2 separate regions of the Homo sapiens genome follow, and region 1 is linked to region 2. A link is a loop called in an ENCODE intact Hi-C map of the cell type or tissue named here. Cell type or tissue: PC-9. All regions are shown on one strand. Links, peaks and the distances in the headings refer to the core of each region. The heading gives the core; the rest is flanking DNA.

Region 1 (9,188 bases), core at 766-8,765, 130 kb after region 2:
TAGCCTCGTGCTGACCGGCCCTGGTTCCTTCTCCCTCGTCCCGCTGGTGGGACCTGGCACATAAGACGCCTTGTGAATGCCTCAGATCCCCTCTCCCCACCCGCTCTCCCCTCACACGCTGGGAAAGGAGAAGGTGGCCAGGTGTGGGCAGCACATGTCTTGGCAGAGGGTGGGCTGGGCTCCCTGCTGCCTCTGCTGGGCCGGGTGCCTCTGTTGTCTGCCTGCTCAGTATCCCTCCTGCCTTCCTCCCTCATGGCCCTGTCATTTCCTTTCCCCAGAGAGCTCTTCCCCTTGTCAGTCCTTGGTTTGGGGGTGGGAATACCTCTCCCTCCCTCCAGGGATGGACACCTGCCGCAGCCCTGACCATCATTACAGTGAGTGGTTCAGGAAAGAGACTACATGCAGGCCAGTGAGGAGCAGGCTCAGGGCTTTGCCGGCACTATTGGGAAGGGGTGGTCCACCGGGTGCTTCTGGTGTCACCCAAGTGGAAGGCCTGCCTGAAGGGGGAATTAGAACTGAGAGGCGGAGGGAGACTCCAGGTGTGATCTCAACACCTGGGGTTGGATCCAGCCACACCAAGAGTGTGACTCCTGGATGGCTAAGTTATCTGAGCCAACACATCCCCCTTTTTGCTAAAGGTAGTTTGTGTTCGGTTTCTAGCATTTGCTATGGAGAAGCCCACGGGGACTGGACACAGGCTGTTCTACGCTGTCTCACCTGAGTCTCAGTTCCCTGCTCTGTAAAATGGGGATAACAATAACATCTATGTTTCACAAGGTTGCTTAAAGCTTAAATGTAAAATACACCAACCACAGAAATGTTGGTTCCCCAACACCTTAGGTGGTGTGTAAGCCAAGACCATCTTCCTAAGTTCTCCTTCCTCGTCTCCAGAGAGCTGCCAGAGCACCTGCTGTGTAGAGGGAATTACTGCCAACAGGTATGTTGGCGGCTATATTTCATTCCCATGGTGGGGTGTGGAGAGGGCCAGAGTGTCTCAGGCGGGGATACCTTCATCCCGGGGGACAGTCAGCTAGCCAGCATCAGTGCCACATGGAAGTTGTCTGGCCAACAAGGAATGTGGTATGTGACCCAGGGAGGAGGTGGATGGGGCTGCAAAACAGCAGCCATCACAAACTCTGAGTGCAGTCACCCTCCCAGGTAGTTTCTCACCCAAGAGACTGAGCAGGCCTAGGACCAGGCTGGGACACTTGAGCCCCCTCAGCCTCCAAGGTTCCACACAGGGTCCTCACGGATCCCTTGGGCTGCTGGGGACCCCTCCGTCTGTTTTTTGGGGGAGGACAGTTTCTAGAGAAGAACAAGGCATCTCTCTGCCCAGCCACCTCTAGCGTTCCTGAGCCAGCAGGCCAGGGGCAGCAGTGGCCCAGCTCCTGCCTGCCACCTCTCCCTCCCACTCTGCCTCTCGTACCTGTGTGGCCTCAGGCCCTTACGCCACCATCCTGAGCCTCACCTCCTCAAAGCTATTCTATAAAGGTGTGAGCCAGCCGTGGGAGGGAGAAATGGGTGGGGAAAACAGGTGGGCGGGGTGTCTTGCTCATCTGAGGACAGTGGCTCTCCAGGGCCTAGGAGGTGAGTGGTCCTCACCAGGCCGAGGACTCTGGTTGAAACCATCATCTGGGCCCTGCTGGGGTCTGGACTGCGTGGGAACGATGAGTTATATACCACAGCAACTTGGGAGTCTGGAGACAATATCACTGTTTATTTGGGTGACACATCTGCCTGCCTGAGGGCTCTGACAAGAGGCTTAGTGGTTGAAGGTCCCCCAGATTATACTTTTCCCCTTGCTGGCTCTGCAGAGGCCCCAGACTCCGAGTGCAGGCCTGTGGAGCTGTGGCTCTGTTACATTTCTCTTGGCCTCAGTGTCCTGGGAGCAGCTGCCTCGTGGCTGAAACCTCCTTTTCAGAGATCCCAGGGCGGTGGCAGCCTCACTTCTTGAAGTTCTCTCTCTGGAGCGACAAGGAGTACCTCTGAAGCCGGGCCCAGTGCTCCTCCTCCTTCTCTGGGTTCTTCTCCAGCTTCCGATAGCTGAGGGCCACACAACTGTGATGAGAGGAATCTCCTCTCACTTCCCCAGCTCCCGAGCCCCCAGGGCAGACCTCGACTACCCTGTGCTCCTATGAGAAACTCTAAGAGGACACACCTGCATCGCCTCTGTGTCCTCAGGGCTCAGCCTGGTACACAGCAGGTGCTCAGAAGGCCTTTCCTGGAGGAATGATGGGTCTAGCATTCTTACCTGTGAGGTGCATGTGGGTAGACAGGATGGCGAGCTGAGGAACTAAAAGGCTATTTGCAAACAAGCTGTGGTATTACACACAACGGAACATTCAGACTGAAAAGGAAGATGTTCTGACACATGCTCCACCATGGATGACTATTGAGGACATTACGCTGACTGAAATATGCCAGTCACAAAAAGACACACTGTATGATTCCAACTTTTATAAAGACAGTTTGAGTTGGGTCTTTTAAAAAGTAAGAGTTGTTGGCCAGGCGCGGTGGCTCACGCCTGTAATCCCAGCACTTTGGGAGGCCAAGGCAGGCGGATCACCTGAGGTTGGGAGTTTGAGACTAGCCTGGCCAACCTGGAGAAACCCCGTCTCTACTAAAAATACAAAACTTGCCAGGCGTGGTGGCACGTGCCTGTAATGCCAGCTACTCAGGAGGCTGAGGCAGGAGAATCGCTTGAATCTGGGAGATGGAGGTTGCAGTGAGCCAAGATAGCACCATTGCACTCCAGCCTGGGCAACAAGAGCAAAATTCCATCTCAAAAGAAAAAAAAAGTAAGAGTTGTTTAAAAAAAAATAATAAGTGCATGTTCACTACAGAAAAATCAGAGAAGCCCAAGATTCACCCCTCAGAGTGCACACAGAGACGGGCACGCTTAGCAGGGTGGAGGGGGGGCTGTCAGTGGGGTTGTGGTAGGGAAGGAGGTGCAAGTGAATGATGTTAAAATGCTTAGGCAAACAGGAAGAGGAGTACTCTGGGGGAGAAAGACAATGACCATAGCTTTGATTTGTTTTGAGGCTCTCCATCTATGTGGAGATAAGATTTTAATTAATTTAATTAATTAATTTTTTATTTATAGATGTAGATGTAGAGATGGGGTCTCACTATGTTGCTCAGGCTAATCTTGAACTCCTGGCGTCAAGTGATCCTCCATCTCTGTCTCCCAAACTGCTGGGATTACAGGCGTGAGCCACAGCACCTGGCTGGTAATGTCCAACTTTTCACAAAAATGGTGAATGCTATCTTAAAAATGTATTGGAGGCCGGGTGTGATGGCTCATGCCTGTAATCCCAGCACTTTGGGAGGCCAAGGCGGGTGGATCACAAGGTCAAGAGATCGATACCATCCTGGCCAACATGGTGAAACCCCGTCTCTACTAAAAAATACAAAAATTAGCTGGGCATGGTGGCATGTGCCTGTAGTCCCAGCTACTTGGGAGGCTGAGGCAGGAGAATCACTTGAACCTGGGAGGCAGAGGTTGCAGTGAGCTGAGATTGTGCCACTGCACTCCAGCCTGGCGACAGAGCGAGACTCCATCTCAAAAAAAAAAAGTATTGGAGATAGGTTTTATATTTAGATTTATATAACCGGTTATATGAATATATTTAAACACTGGAGAAATTCCTTCACTGTCTCAGAACCAAGCAAGATGCACCATATTTTGTGTTGATTTGCCTCTTAAAGGAAAGGGCTGAAGGTAAAGTAGCAATGTGTACTTTATATTTTTGACCTTAACTCTGCCAATCTAAGTAGAATTCCCTGTATCTGTAATGGTTTCTTTTAGGCTGAGAATGGTGGCTCACACTGATAGTCCCAGAAATTTGTAAGGCCCAGGTGGGAGGGTCACTTGAGCCTAAGAGTTCAAGACCAGCCTGGGCAACATAGGGAGACCCTGCTTCCACAGATAATAAAAAAATTAGCTGGGTGTGGTGGCGCATGCCTGTGGCCCCAGTTGCTCGGAAGGCTGAGGCAGGATTGCCTGAGCCCGGGAAGTCAAGGCTGCAGTGAGCTGTGATTGCACCACTGCACTCCAGCCTGGATGACCCTGTCTCAAAAAATAGACAAAATAAAAATAAAATAAAATCCCTTTTACTTATTGAAAGAGATTCTGGTGTGATTTATGTGTAATAGCAAATAAAGAATATTTAACACTTATTTATTTATTTTTTTTGAGACAGATTCTTGCTCTGTCGCCCAGGCTGGAGTGCAATGGCATGATCTCAGCTTACTGTAACCTCCACCTCCTGAGTTCAAGCAATTCTCCTACCTCAGCCTCCTGAGTAGCTGGGATTATAGGCACCTGCCACCGTGCCCGGTTAATTTTTGTACTTTTAGTAGAGACGGGGTTTCACCATTTTGGCCAGCCTGGTCTCGAACGCCTGGCCTTAGGTGATCCACCCGCCTTGGCCTCCCAAAGTGCTGGGATTACAGGTGTGAGCCACCGCGCCCGGCCAATTTAACACTTTTTAAAAAAGTAATCTATACATTTGCAGCTTTTAAATAAAATCAGGCCAGGCGTGGTGGCTCATGTCTGTAATCCCACCACTTTGGCAGGCCGAGGCAGGCAGATAATCTGAGGTCAGTAGTTCGAGACCAGCCTGGCCAACATGGAGAAACCCCATCTCTACTAAAAATACAAAAATTAGCCGGGCGTGGTGGCGCATGCCTGTAATCCCAGCTACTGGGGAGGCTGAGGCAGGAGAATCGCTTGAACCCGGGAGGCAGAGGTTGCAGTGAGCCGAGATCGCGCCAGTGCACTTCAGCCTGGGTGATAAGAGTGAAACTCTGTTTCAAAAACAAAAACAAAAACAAAAAACAAAAACCCTCCCTGTGAAGAATAGTTGAACATTCTTGGTAGACCTTTAGAGAGGGCCAATGTCAACCATCGCCTTCTTCATTGCCTCTCTCTCCCCAGAGACTCATGAGACCATATTCGTCTCCTGACGAATAGGCACATTTCCCTCCGGGAGGTACCGAGAGCCTCCCAGCGACCCACTACAATGCAGGAAGGACTTGAACGCCCCTGTTAAGTGCAGGTATGAGCTAGGAAGCGGAGAGGAGCTATGGTGCCACCTAGTGGTAATGTTTAGAATTTTCCCAGGCATGAACTTGGATTAGCAGGGAGCCATCATCATGGTCATAACTACCATTTACTGAGCAACCACTCTGTGCCTGGTACTTTCCATGTATCATCCCACTTAATACCTTAAGCCAAAAAAAATCAGGCATCATTAAAATGGTCAGAACACAGCCTGGCATCTCACAGGTGCACAATATGTGTTTTTTGACTGAATGAGGAGGCTGAGTAACTCGCCCAAGGTCTCATTGTAAGTGGTAGTGTCAGAATCAAACTCAGGTCTGTTTGGCTCCAGACCTGCATATCTTAACCAGTCTACTTCAATCTTCCCTGAGTAAACAGTCTACACAGAGAAAGGGGGAAATAGTCGTGAAGTGACTCTTCCCTGAGTAAAGAGTCTACACAGAGAAAGGGGGAGACAGTCGTGAAGAGACATTATGGTGATTGGAGAGATCACAGAATCTCAGAGGTCACGTTACATACATAGGAACATCTAGGCACTGGAAGGAAAGGAACCTGCCAGAGCCACCTAGTTCTGTAGTGGCAGGCCCGGGACGAGGATCCAGGACTCCACTGATGACCCCAGTCCACCCGAAATGTGTGGTCAGATCCCAAAAGGAATCATCAACAAGGATTTGCAAATCCCCAGAAATTTATTGTGAGATGGATTAGAAGAGACACCTATTTCTCCAGAATGGCCTGAGTACTGTTCCTTATGCTTTGATAGCAGAAAGGAGGGCAAGAAAACAGTGCTTGCAGGATTAGGGAGAGTGGAAAGAGGAAGGGGAAGAGGAGAAACACACACATAACGGTTTATCTGAATGATGGGTAAAAGAAAGGGGTCTTAGATCATGGGTTGGCAAACATTTTCTGTAAAGGCCCAGAATGTAAATAATTTAGACTTTATAGGTCATGCTGTCTCCTTCGCAGCCTTCAATCCTGCCATAGCATACAGTAGCCATAGATAATACATAAACAAATGGGCACGGCTGTGTTCAAATAAAACCTTATTTACAAAACCAGGCAGTGGACTGGATATGGCCCACAGGTCATAGTTTGCCAACCCCATCTTAAGGATTGTGTCTAATAATCCAAACATACTTTTTTTTTTTTTTTTTGAGGCAGGGTCTGACTCTGTCACCCAGGCTGGAGTGCAATGGCACGATCTTGGCTCACTGCATCCTCTGCCTCCCAGGTTCAAGCAATTCTCCCCCACCTCAGCCTCCAGAGTAGCTGGGACAAAAGGCATGTGCTACCACACCCAGCTAATTTTGTGTTTTTTGTAGAGATGGGGTTTCGCCATGTTGGCCAGGCTGGTCTCAAACTCCTGAGCTCAAGCAATCTGCCCACCTCGGCCTCCCAAAGTGCTGGGATTACAGGCATGAGCCACCGGGCCTGGCCTAAACATACTTTTAAGAGGGAATTGAGAAAGTTAAAAAGATGATCTTGACAGGAAGAAAACACCAACTGGAAGCCCTTCTTTTCTCCCAGCCTGAATTAATGACTCTTTTTCTACCAATCCACATGTGAGGTGGAGTGCAGCTCATGGGCTATCATGGGGTAGAACCCTTCACTTAGGGGAAATTTCTTTTTTTTTTTTTTTTTTTGGGACAGAGTCTTGCTCTGTCACCTAGGCTGGAGTGCAGTGGTGCGATCTTGGCTCACTGCAACCTCTGCCTCCCAGGTTTAAGCAATTCTCCTGCCTCAGCCTCCCGAGTAGCTGGGATTACAGGCATGTACCACCACACCCAGCTAATTTCTGTATTTTTAATAGAGACGGGGTTTCACCATGTTGACCAGGCTGGTCTTGAACTCCTCACCTCAGGTGATCCGCCTGCCTCGGACTCCCAAAGTGCTGGGATTACAGGCGTGAGCCACCACGCCCAGCCAGGGGAAATTTCAATGCTGAAAGGATTTACCATGAAAGAAACTCCACTATCCCTCAATCCAGAGACAACCTCAGATGTGGGAGGGGGTGAAGACACAGAGCTCTTTACCTCTTCTGGAGGAAACGCTCACATCTCTTCTCCAGTGGCAGTGCTTGGGGGAAGGCCATGTTATCCAAGTCCCTTTGAGGAATGGTACAATTTTTTGAGATATTTTCCAGGAGTGGGCAGGCCTCAAAATTAAAATAGAAAACAGAATATTGGATTCCAGCATCGTCGGTGGACGCAGTTTCATGTGAATAGTCTCCTGTGACGAGACAAGAACACCATGTTCTGTGTAACAATCGCTTTCTCAGTGGGCTCTGTGGTCCAGGTGAGCAGGTGGGGGCTGCTCTCTGCTTATAAAGGCTGGGTCATCTGGGTTGAGCTGTGACTTCAGAGAGAAGACCCTGCTGGCATTTTATCTAAGTGCCCTGTGAGGACTGAGCTGCGGTACCCTTTGGCCTATGGTAGAGGGGGACACAGAGTGGGGAGGAGATCGGAGGGGCTCTCTCTGTTTGTGAGAGAACTAAGTCAGGGAAATGGTCAGTGGGCATCAGCCCTGGTCCCTTTCTGTACCTCGGAGCAGGAAACATGGATGGTCTGGAGACACAGCAAACACTGGCTTCCAGGGGACCTCCAGAGGAAAGGCTCCCGGAGGGGCAAAGGCACAGATGATTTCACGCTTGGCCACATCCATAAGGCACACAGAGCCATTCTTGGAAAAGATGAGCACCTGGGAAGCAAAGAGATGGTGAGGGGGGCTTCTACTGGACTCTGTCCCTCACAGGAAGGTCGTGTAGAGGTCACCCCAGTAAGGAATGAGAGAAGCAGCTGGACATAAAACCTCTTGGGCCCCAGCCTCTGGATCCATCCAGGGCTGCTGGAGACCTGCACACACATGTGTGCTTGGGGTCCCCCTCAGCCAACAGACCCTCCTCCACATGCTGTCTGCTCCAGGGCTATGCATTCCTCCCCTTTTTCCCAGCCTCTCTTCCAAGTTCTCTGCTTCTCTGCTGAAGAGCTCACCCTCCATGTAGCCAAGATTCCATTTCTCACCTGTGCTCCCAATGCCTTTCCTTCCCACTGCCTCAGGGACCTTGCTCAATCTAACAGCCCCTCCTGGCCTGAGATCTGAGCTGGGGATGCTCTCTTGCCTGGGCTCTTTCCTCTGCAGTGAACATACTAAACTCTCCCCATCCTTAGAAAGTCCCCTTTGGCCGGGCGCGATGGCTCATGCCTGTAATCCCAGCACTTTGGGAGGCCAAGGTGGGCGGATCACGAGGTCAGGAGATCGAGACCATCCTGGCTAACACGGTGAAACCTCGTCTCTACTAAAAATACAAAAAATTAGCCTGGCGTGCTAGCGGGCACCTGTAGTCCCAGCTACTCGGGAGGCTGAGGCAGGAGAATGGTGTGAACCCGGGAGGCAGAGCTTGCAGTGAGCCAAGATTGCACCACTGCACTCCAGCCTGGGCGGCAGAGCGAGACTCCGTTTCAAAAAAAAAAAAAAAAGCCCCCTTTGACCCAACAGCCTCCTCCAGCTGCCACACCACTTTCCCCTCCCCACACAAGAGGGTCTCTCCACACCCTGTCCACTCCCCCACCTCCTGCGTCTGTCTCCCAGCTTCAGCCACTCGTCTCCACCATGTTCTTGGTTTTTCTGCAGCACAGGACACTGCTCTCACTTTCTTTAGACTCTCCTCTCTGCTTGCAGGACTGTCCCCATGCAGTTTTCCCTGGGGCCCCTCACGGTCACTTTGTGAACTGATTTTCCAGGTCCTGTAAGTGATGGTAGTGCCCATGGGAACCTCTTCTCTATTCACTCCCTCTCTTTAACAAGGGGAACCTGCTGTACGCCCCACTTCAACCACCTCTCACTAACTGTACCTGGCTGGTGAGCATGGAATCTACATTTTCAGCCCTTGGCTCTCTTGGAGCCTCCCCTGGGGGTCCTGTAGGCCCCTCACCCTCCGTAGGGCCACACCAGGAATCACAGACTTTCTCTCCAGGCCTGAAGTGGGCCCTGTAAGGACTGGGGAATCACCTCTGCAAGCGAGGATCAACCGCGCACGCTTCCCTCTCCTTTGGCAACAGCCACAGGTAGTGAAGAATGTGGAGTCCATCGCCGAACTGAGATCTCTCAACTCTCCATCCCTGCT
Region 2 (9,188 bases), core at 563-8,562:
TTTTGAATATTAAGAATATTTTCACACTGGGTGCAATGGCTCACGCCTGTAATACCAATACTTTGGGAGGCCAAAGCAGGAGGATCGCTTAAGCCCTGGAGTTTGAGACCTTCCTGGGCAGCATAGTGAGACTTTGTCTCTACGAAAAAATTAGCCTGGCTGGGTGCGGCGGCCCACGCCCGTAATCCCAACGCTTTGGGAGGCTGAGGCAGGCAGATCACTTGAGGTCAGGAGTTGGAGCAGCCTGGCTAACATGGTGAAACCTCGTCTCTACTAAAAGTACAAAAATTAGCTGGGCCATTGTGCGGGACGTCTGTAATCCCAGCTGCTCAGGAGGCTGAGGCGGGAGAATCACTTGAACCTGGGAGGCGGAGGTTGCAGCGAGCCGAGATCATGCCACTGCACTCCAGCCTGGGTGACAGAGCGAGAGACCCTGTATCAAAACAAACAAAGAAACAGCAACAACAACAAAAATTAGCCTCGGGTGGTAGCATGCATCTGTGATTCTCAGCTACTTGGGAGGCTGAGGTTGAAGGATTGCTTGAGCCCAGGAGATCAGGGCTGCAGTGAGCTATGATTATACCACTGCACTCCAGCCTGCATGACAGACCAAGACCTTGTCTCAAAAATAAGATAAAAATAAGAATATTTTCAAATGTTTGCCAATCTGATGGGTGAAAAAATGCAAATTCATTGTTTTCACTAGAGTTTCCCTGAATAGTGGTGAGGCTGCGTATCTTTGGTATTTGGAAATGTCTACGATATTTGTCCACTTTTCAAAAGGCTCATTTGTTTTGTTTGTTTGTAAGTTAGATTTTTTCCTAATTGTATGCATATTCTTTTTTTGTTATATTTATTGCAAATATTTTCTCCTACTCCATTGGTCTTTTTGCTTTATGTAGGTACATCTGGAAGTTGTTTTCTTCATAGCTCCCAAGGTATGAAAATATTCTCCTACAGTTTTGCTGTTGTTTTTTTTTTCCTTTGGAGAAAACCATTTTTATTATCATCACCACCCAGCTTATTTGTGCTGGATTATGTACCAGTGGCAAGATCTTCTAACGAACATCTGCATAACATTTATTTTATGTTTTAAAAGATGAAAATAACTGTACAAGGTTAAGTACAAAAGTACACAAGATAACAGACACAAAAAAATGCATGTATGAGATTTCATTCTACCTACAGCACTTTATGTTCAAAAAGTAGAATTCACGAACCAAAAAATATTGTCCTTCTATAGTCCTGTCAGGTTTAGTGAAAGCGAGTCTAACATGATTACAACACCTATATCACTGATCTGATATTTATGAAAAAAATCTTATTTTTCAATAAATTAAAGCCAATGCAAATGGGAATAGCATTTCAGTTTTTTGGTGTTTTTCTTTTTTTTAATTTTTTTTATTTTGAGACAGAGTCTCACTCTGTTGCCCAGACTGGAGTACAGTGGCATGATCTTGGTTCACCGTGACCTCCACCTCTCAGGTTCAAGCAATTCTTGTGCCTCAGCCACCTGAGTAGCTGGGGGTTTTCACCATGTTGCTCAGGCTGGTCTTAAACTCCTGGCCTCAAGTGATCCACCTGCCTCGCCCTCCCAAAGTGCTGGGATTACAGGCATGAGCCACCGCGCCCGGCCATGTTTCAGGTTTATAAAATAGAGATATGAACATGGATGGTGGTGATGGTTGCACATTATGAACGTTATCGAATGCTACTGAATTGTACACTTAAAAAATGGCTATGATGGTAAATTTTATGTTACGTGTATTTTACCACAGCTTAAAAAAAGAGAGAGGAAGAAAAGCCAGTGCAACACCCTACAAACTGGAACACTAGCTCTTTGGGAACAAGGACCTGACATCAGAACAAGAAGGCTATAAGTTCCCAAACCTTAAAAGTATGATCTTTTTCAAACTGCATCCATTTCTCACGTTGAAGATGTGAAACCCAATCCCGTTCCTCTTTATGTGTGGGTCTGTGATCTTGCCTTTTCATACTGAGCATCTAAATTTCTAAATACAGTACTTCCTATTGCTTCAAAGTCTTCTAACTTTCTTCATCAAGTGAGCTACATCTAGCTTCATCTTCACTCTTAATACCCACTAATTTCCATATATATGACATTTTGGTCCTTGTTTCCCAAAGTCATAGTTCAGCAGACGGGGAGTTTGCCCAGTTTTTCTTGCCTTGACTTTTTTCCTCTTGTTCAGCAAATTTCACTGGATTTCCAGCTGCTGTGTCATAATCCCTAGGTACAGCTGTTCTGTCTCTGCCAAAGCTGTTGCTTGCAGGGCTCCCATTTGAGCTGCCATAGCTATCTGAGTTACTGGCATTCCTGATGCCAACAGGGCAGCAACATTGAGAACAAAATCTCTAGTAACTGGAGCTATTTCTTGTTTTTGTTTTTCAATGATTTCTTTTTCTTTTAAAAAATTTTTTCCCAACACCCATCCCAACTATTTCTTTTTCTTGCTGTTCTTGTAATTTCTTTGCCTAGTCCATCCTCCCAGCTAAAGCTTCTTATGCATCCTTTGCTGTGCCTCTGCCTCTGAAGAGAGATGAACTGGAAATCTGGCTTAAACTTCTGCTAAATCTTAGTTTCTCAATGCTCTTCTTTCTCTCTTGTCTTCTGCTTCCTGTACTACTTCTGCTTCTTTCCTATGCATGTCATATTTATTTATTTACTTATTTTTCACACGCAACACAGATGTAGTTTTTATCTTGAACAGGAGCAAGATCTGATCCATGGTTTTCTTTCTTTCTTTTTTTTTTCTTTCCTTTTTGGAGACGGCGTCTCACTCTGTTGGCCAGGCTGGAGTGCAGTGGTGTGACCTCAGCTCACTGAAACCTCCACCTCCTGGGTTCAAGTGATTCTCCTGCCTCAGCCTCCCAAGTAGCTGGGACCTCAGACATGCATCACCACGCCTGGCTAATTTTTGCATTTTTAGTAGAGACAGGGTTTTGCCATGTTGGCCAGGTTGGTCTCAAACTCCTGAATCTCAGGTGATCTGCCTGACTTGGCCTCCCAAAGTGCTGGGATTACAGGTGTGAAGCACCATGTCCAGCCCATGGTTTTCTTTTCCTGCTTCTAGATCATGATCGTTCTTCTCTCTGCTTCTGGATTGAGACTACTTCTTTTCCCTCTACTACGATGATGCCTTTCACGAGACCTGTATCTTGAGTGACTTCTGCTTCTTGATGGCTTTCTTTGTGTTTGTGTCTGTCCTCATCATTTTCAGATGAATGTATTTATTTATTGAGACAGCATGTCACTCTGTTGCCCAGGCTGGAGTGCAGTGGCACAATCACAGCTCACTGTAACCTCTGTCTCCCCGGCTCAAGCTTCTCACCACAGCCTCCCGAGTAGCTGGAATCACAGGCACACACCACCACGCCTGGCTAACTTTTGTGTTTTTTATAGAGACAGGGCTTTGCCATGTTGCTCAAGCTGGTCTCAAACTTGTGAGCCCAAGCAATTTGCCCACCTTGGCCTTCCGAAGTACTGAGACTACAGACGTGAGTCACTGCGCCCAGCCCATTTTCAGATGAATTTAGTCCCTCTCTTCCTTTATCAGAATAATGTTCTTTGTCATTATGCTCCTCAGAAGTGTATTTCTTAGAGGATTTGTTGTAGGATTCCTGTCTTCTTGCCTCATCATGAAATAGGCTTATTATTTTCCTACCTGAGTCTGCAATGTCTTCAGTTCAGCCTCTTTGCCCATCAGCATGCGCTTTGTGTTTTCGTCCTTCGTTTTCTTTCTTGTTTTCTTTCTCTTGACCTTGATTGTGATCTTGAATAATATTTTGAGTAAGAAAAACAGATGCATCTGACAGTTCTTTTTCCACCCACTATCTGGGGATGTCTTTTTCTGGGGCTAGTCCATCTTGTCCTGGATAACTACCCTATCTTGAGAACCCAGTCTTAGTTTCATGAAACATCTTTAATGAAAACAGCCTTTTGGGATGGTGCTGCTGCAAACTGTGGTCTGGCTCTCCTCGCATGTGCTCTGGCTGCCGCAGAACAGAGCTCAGGCCGCTAGGGGGCACCTCCACGTGCCGCTTTTAGCAGTACCAGCCACCTCAAAGCTTTGCCACAGACTGAATAGCTCCTTCCGGGGGCCTGGATGGCACCCAGGGGATCTGCCGTTGCTTTTTTAATTTATTTTTTTACATTTAGCTCATTAATATCTGTTAGATATTTTTATGTCTGCATTGAAATATGTAACTTTATTTTTCCCCCAAAGGATAACTGTTCCAACATTATCAGTTAGCTTGTCTTTTCCCCACCAACTTAAAATACGACTCTTATTTTTAAAATTGCATTTTATAAACATGTATGTTTCAGTAATTTATATTCTGCCCCACTGATCTATATTCCCATCTTAGAATTATACTTTTATTTTATTTTTAAAATTTATTTAGAGACAAGGTCTTGGTATGTCACTCAGGCTGGAATGCAGTGGTGCAATGATAATTCACTGCAACCTTGAATTCCTGGGCTCAAGCAATCCTCCCACCTCAGCCTTCCAAGTAGCTGGGACTACAGGTGTGTGCCACTATGCCTGGCTAATTTTTTTATTTTTATTTTTTTGTGGAGACGATGTTTTGCTATGTTGCCCAGGCTGGTCTCAAACTCCTGGGCTCGAGGGATCTTCCTGTCTTGGCTGCCCAAAGTGTTGGGATTATAGGCATGAGCCACCTCACCCAGCCTTAGTATTATACTATTTTAGTTAACAAAGCTTTACAATGAATTTTGATACCTAGAAAGACTGCACCCAGGTGAAATAAACAGCCTTGTTTCTCACACAAAGCCTGTTTGGTGGTCTCTTCACATGGACACGTGAGACAGATTTCGCTAGGGAAGCAAATAACCATGGAGGTGGGCAAGAAATATCCATGATTGTAGAGCTTTCAATCAGCCTTTTATTCTTGTAACAAATGAAAAACAAAGGATTATCAGACATCTGCGGAAAACCTCTAACATAGAAGAAGGAGATAAAATGAACAAACAATAAAAAGCAACTTAAAAATGGACACCATATAAAGAAAGGAAAACAGTTTAAAAAAAAAAAAAACCCAAAACCCTATTCTTAAGCTACAGAGAAAGCCTGGCCAACATGGTGAAACCCTATCTCTACTAAAAATACGAAGTATTTTAGCCAGGCATGGTGGCACATACCTGTAGTCCCAGCTGCTCAGGAGGCTGAGGCAGGAGAATCACCTGCACCCGGGAGGCTGAGGCTGCAGTGTTCTGAGATCACACCACAGCACTCCAGCCTGGGTGACAGAGTGAGACCTTGTCTCAAAAAAAAAAAAAAAAAAAAAAGCCACAGAGAAATAAGACATTTATTTTAAATAATAATAAGACCCATTTATTAATTAGAAATAAAATAAGACCCATTTATGTCTTATTGCTAAATGGGTGCTAAACAAAAACACTCACAGCCTTGTTGCTCACACAAAATGAACAAAATGGTCTCTTAGAAATAAAAAATGAGAGGAAATGGAAACAAACAAAAACCCACTTCAACTGAAGTATTAGAAAATCAAGTTAATCAATTGTCTCAGAATGGGCAGAGATGGAAAATGGGAGAGAAAAGATGAGAAAATAAGACAGAGGCCGGGCACAGTGGCTCACGTCTGTAACCCCAGCACTTTGGTAGGCCAAGACAGGGGGATCACTTAAGGTCAGGAATTGGATATCAGCCTGGCCAACATGGTGAAACCTCGTCTCTACTAAAAATACAAAAATTAGCCAGGCGTGGTGGTGCATGCCTGTAATCCCAGCTACTCAGGAGGCTGAGGCAGGAGAATTGCTTGAACCCAGGAGGCAGAGGCTGCAGTGAGCCAAGATCGTGGCACTGCACTTCAGCGTGGACAACAGAGCGAGAGTCTGTCTCAAAAAAAAAAAAAAAAGAAGACAGACAGAGGTCCAATACTTGAATATAAGCAGCTCCAAAAAGATTGATTAGGAATGTGGAAAGGAGGGAATTCTCAACAAAATAATTCGATAAAATTTCCCAGAACTGAAGGACTTGAACTGCAGGATTATAAGGGCTTACCAAGTACCCAGCATAGTGATTGAGAAATAGACCCATTTAACTATGTGTCCTTATAGTGAAATATTCTGGCACTGTTAAAAATGTAAAGATTTATGAATGGCACTAATATGAAATTATTGTATGTGGTTTTTGGCATACATGTATATATCTGTTAGATATGTTATCTGGGAGTAGAATTCCTAGATCATAGAGCATGCATACATAATGTCATAGTTTTCCAAAATGGTTGGTATCTGGCAAAATACAGTGCACTGGTTACCAGTCTCAAGAAAGGAATCTAAATGCTCTTGCCCATTGCATCTTGGTATCAGAGTCGGCAAGGAAAAAGTGCAAACACTGGATAAAGCTTTACTTACATAGAGAAGAGACAGAGCAGGATCAGCTCCAATAGTGTGCGTTGGTTCCTCATGGCAAGTGGGTCTGTCTCCCCAGCAGCCGCTGCAGGGTGGTTTGCCTATGAGCACCCATCTTGTGCTACAGTGGAACGGTGTGCCTGGTCTCTGTCACTTGCTGGCCTCAAGTAAGACCCATTTTCATGCAGTGCCGAACAATTCATGACACTGCTGACAATGAGATTGTTTAAATGAGGTCATTGTCTGAGAGAAATTAAACAGTTATAGATAGATACCTAGGTTGTAGTTACATGGTGTGTTCATTCTGAAAATTCATTAAACTGTGCCCTTGTCATTTGTACACTTTTCTGTTATGTTTTATTAAAAGTTAAAAGGTTCTATAGAGAAGTAAGCTCAGGGCTTTTAAAAAAAAATTTTAAGTTGTAAACACGTCAATTAAATTTATTCATAGGAAGGTATTTTGTAGGCTAAATAACTGACCAAAAAAATTAAAAAGGGAAGATGTTTTGAAGTTAATTTTGGCTGAAATTAAAACACAGCTATGTTAACCCTGTAATAATGAAAAATTTTTTGTACATGTATTCATTGAGGACATAGTATTGTAAGTAGTTGGTTTTTTTAATTTGTTATTCTTTTATGTAATTTTTTTTCTTTTTTCTTTTTTTTTTTTTGAGAGACTCTCACTCTGTCACTCAGGCTGGAGTGCAGTGGTGCGATCTCTGCTTATGGCAACCTCCACCTCAAATGATTCTCATTCAAGCTATTCTCGTGCCTCAGCCTCCCAAGTAGCTGGGACTATAACAGGCTCGTGTCGCCACACCCAGATAATTTTTGTATTTTTAGTAGAGATGGGTTTTCGTCTTGTTAGCAAGGCTGGTCGTGAGCTCTTGGCCTCAAGTGATCCTCCTGCCTTGGGCTCTCAAAGTGCTGAGATTGTAAGTATGAGCCACCATGCCCTACCATAAATTAGCATCTTATAAAGGGGGAAAGAGCCACATGTGTCTGCTGGTTGTGTTGCTATGCTGAAAACAAGGTTTTCCTGTCCTAGATTATTCCCTCTAAATCGAGATAAGTAGGGTGATCAGCTAATGCTGGAGACAAAAGGTAGGTGTTTTAATTTTTGAGATTTATCATAAAGTAAATAGTATTGTGACAGCCCCTTTTACTTTCAGATGTGACATTGATAAAGCTGTGAATGTGTTCCTATTTCTCTTCTTTATCTATTTCTCCTTGTTTTCTAGGTTTTTGTGGAAACTCTGGATAAGTGTTTCGAAAATGTGTGTGAATTGGATTTGATCTTCCATATGGATAAGGTATATTCTCTTGCAGTTCTCTTCCAAACTAGGGTTACTAGAAAACCAAGAGCCTTGGGCATCTGTAGCCACCTCTACATCTTCATATTGTTTCTTGTTTTTTTTTACTCTTAAGATAGTCCTAGAACATGTTTTATTTAATAGATTTAATAGTTTGGGTTTTGTTTTGTTTTTGCTAAGATCTACTAACAGTTTTAACGTGCATAAGATTATTACTAGGCCTATATCGTGGTTCATCTGTTCACAGACTGATTTCTTGATATAGGAGAATGATGTCACTGGCTACTTGGCCAAAGGTGAGATAAATAGTTTTATGCTGATTATAAAATTAGTTTCCTAGTCATAGGCCAGTGACAATGAAACTTTGGAATAATCATGACGCAGGGGCTTTGACTTAGATAGTAAAATTTATATCTTTCCTAAAGAGTAATATAGTGACTAAGAGATCTGTAATGTAATTCAAGGTCAGGTGATATTCTATAGGAAGGTAGACTATCAGAGGCAGAATTAAAATGGCCCCAAGTAGGTGTTCTCAGATTTGTTTTGCTAGGATAACTGTGACATGGCCTATGTCCTCATATGCCAAATTAAACTTGGGCAATAGCCAGCAAGGGAATAGGAATTGCCATGTTTATTTTATTCAACTTACCACATGCTGTCCCCTGTGCAGTTTACTGGTGCGTCTTTGGTTTGCTTGGTCCTGGTTTTTCTTCAACTGATTGTTGTCATTATGATCCCTGGCCCTTGGAGAGAGATGATTTTTTAGGAGACTGCTGCTCATTGCTAAGCCATGATCCTTTATTAACCTTTTCATCATGATGAAGTAGGAGTTTTTAGATCCATCGTTGCTAGCATTGCTGTCTAAAGGACTTTCTTGTTGTTTTTCAATAGGGTCTTCAGTCTTAGTTGACTCTGTTGAGGTTGGCAGATCCCCACTTTCCAGGCTAATGTAGTGAATGCATTCTTGAGTTTGGATGACATTAGAATGGAGTAAAGTTTTGTCTCTCACCATCTGACATGGCTCTGTGACTCTATCAGCATCCTAGTGCAGGAACATCATGGAACCCTTTTCCTTCTTTAGATACTTAACTTTGGACTCCCTGACAACCTCACGGGGCTTCCAGTATTTACTGATGCTTTTGAGTCACCCTCCCTTTCATATGAAAGGGTTGTATACTTTTTGGAAACTTCAGCGATCTCTTAGCACCCTTTCTTTGCAAGCACTTAGAGTTGTTTTGTACTTTTCATATGTTAAAGATTTGCTATTTTGCAACTTCTGTCAAGGAGAGCCATAGCTCAAATCTAGTTCCCTTTTGTACTAGAGGAACTAGAGTCCCTTTCAAGTATTAAAGAGACTTGAAAATATAGGGGGAATGGAGAGGTGCCTTCTGTAGGCCTTATTGTTATGATTTTAAAATAATATTGTTAAATACAGGCCGGGCGTCGTGGCTCACACCTGT

What was found. A loop is a pair of places that touch in the nucleus more often than their neighbours do. Peaks named below come from ENCODE experiments on the same cell type or tissue, not always from the same donor. Only the 100,000 strongest peaks of a DNase experiment are listed, where the experiment ranks them.
Region 1: a loop joins it to region 2, with 9 times the contacts of the local background. A loop is called at or near these places in 44 of 110 quality-filtered maps.

Annotation. Positions count from the first base shown.
Region 1 is chr15:89,736,147-89,745,334 of GRCh38, reverse strand. It overlaps WDR93 (WD repeat domain 93), which reads right to left. Exons shown (of 17, transcript NM_020212.2): 15 at 7,606-7,762; 16 at 7,099-7,294; 17 at 1,697-2,043. The coding sequence ends at 1,944. It also overlaps a transcript of MESP1 not described here. Among named protein-coding and RNA genes, the nearest start is that of MESP1, 11 kb to the left of the region's middle. In PC-9, for the core only: CTCF peaks have their summits at 4,881 and 5,082 (motif pointing left); a DNase peak (open chromatin) is centred at 5,084.
Region 2 is chr15:89,870,015-89,879,202 of GRCh38, reverse strand. ARPIN-AP3S2 (ARPIN-AP3S2 readthrough) reads left to right here. Exons shown (of 10, transcript NM_001199058.2): 8 at 7,657-7,728. AP3S2 (adaptor related protein complex 3 subunit sigma 2) reads left to right here. Exons shown (of 6, transcript NM_005829.5): 4 at 7,657-7,728. It also overlaps the pseudogene LOC100631255. Among named protein-coding and RNA genes, the nearest start is that of MIR5009, 9.4 kb to the left of the region's middle. In PC-9, for the core only: CTCF peaks have their summits at 3,859 and 4,059 (motif pointing right); a DNase peak (open chromatin) is centred at 4,052; H3K27ac peaks cover 588 bases.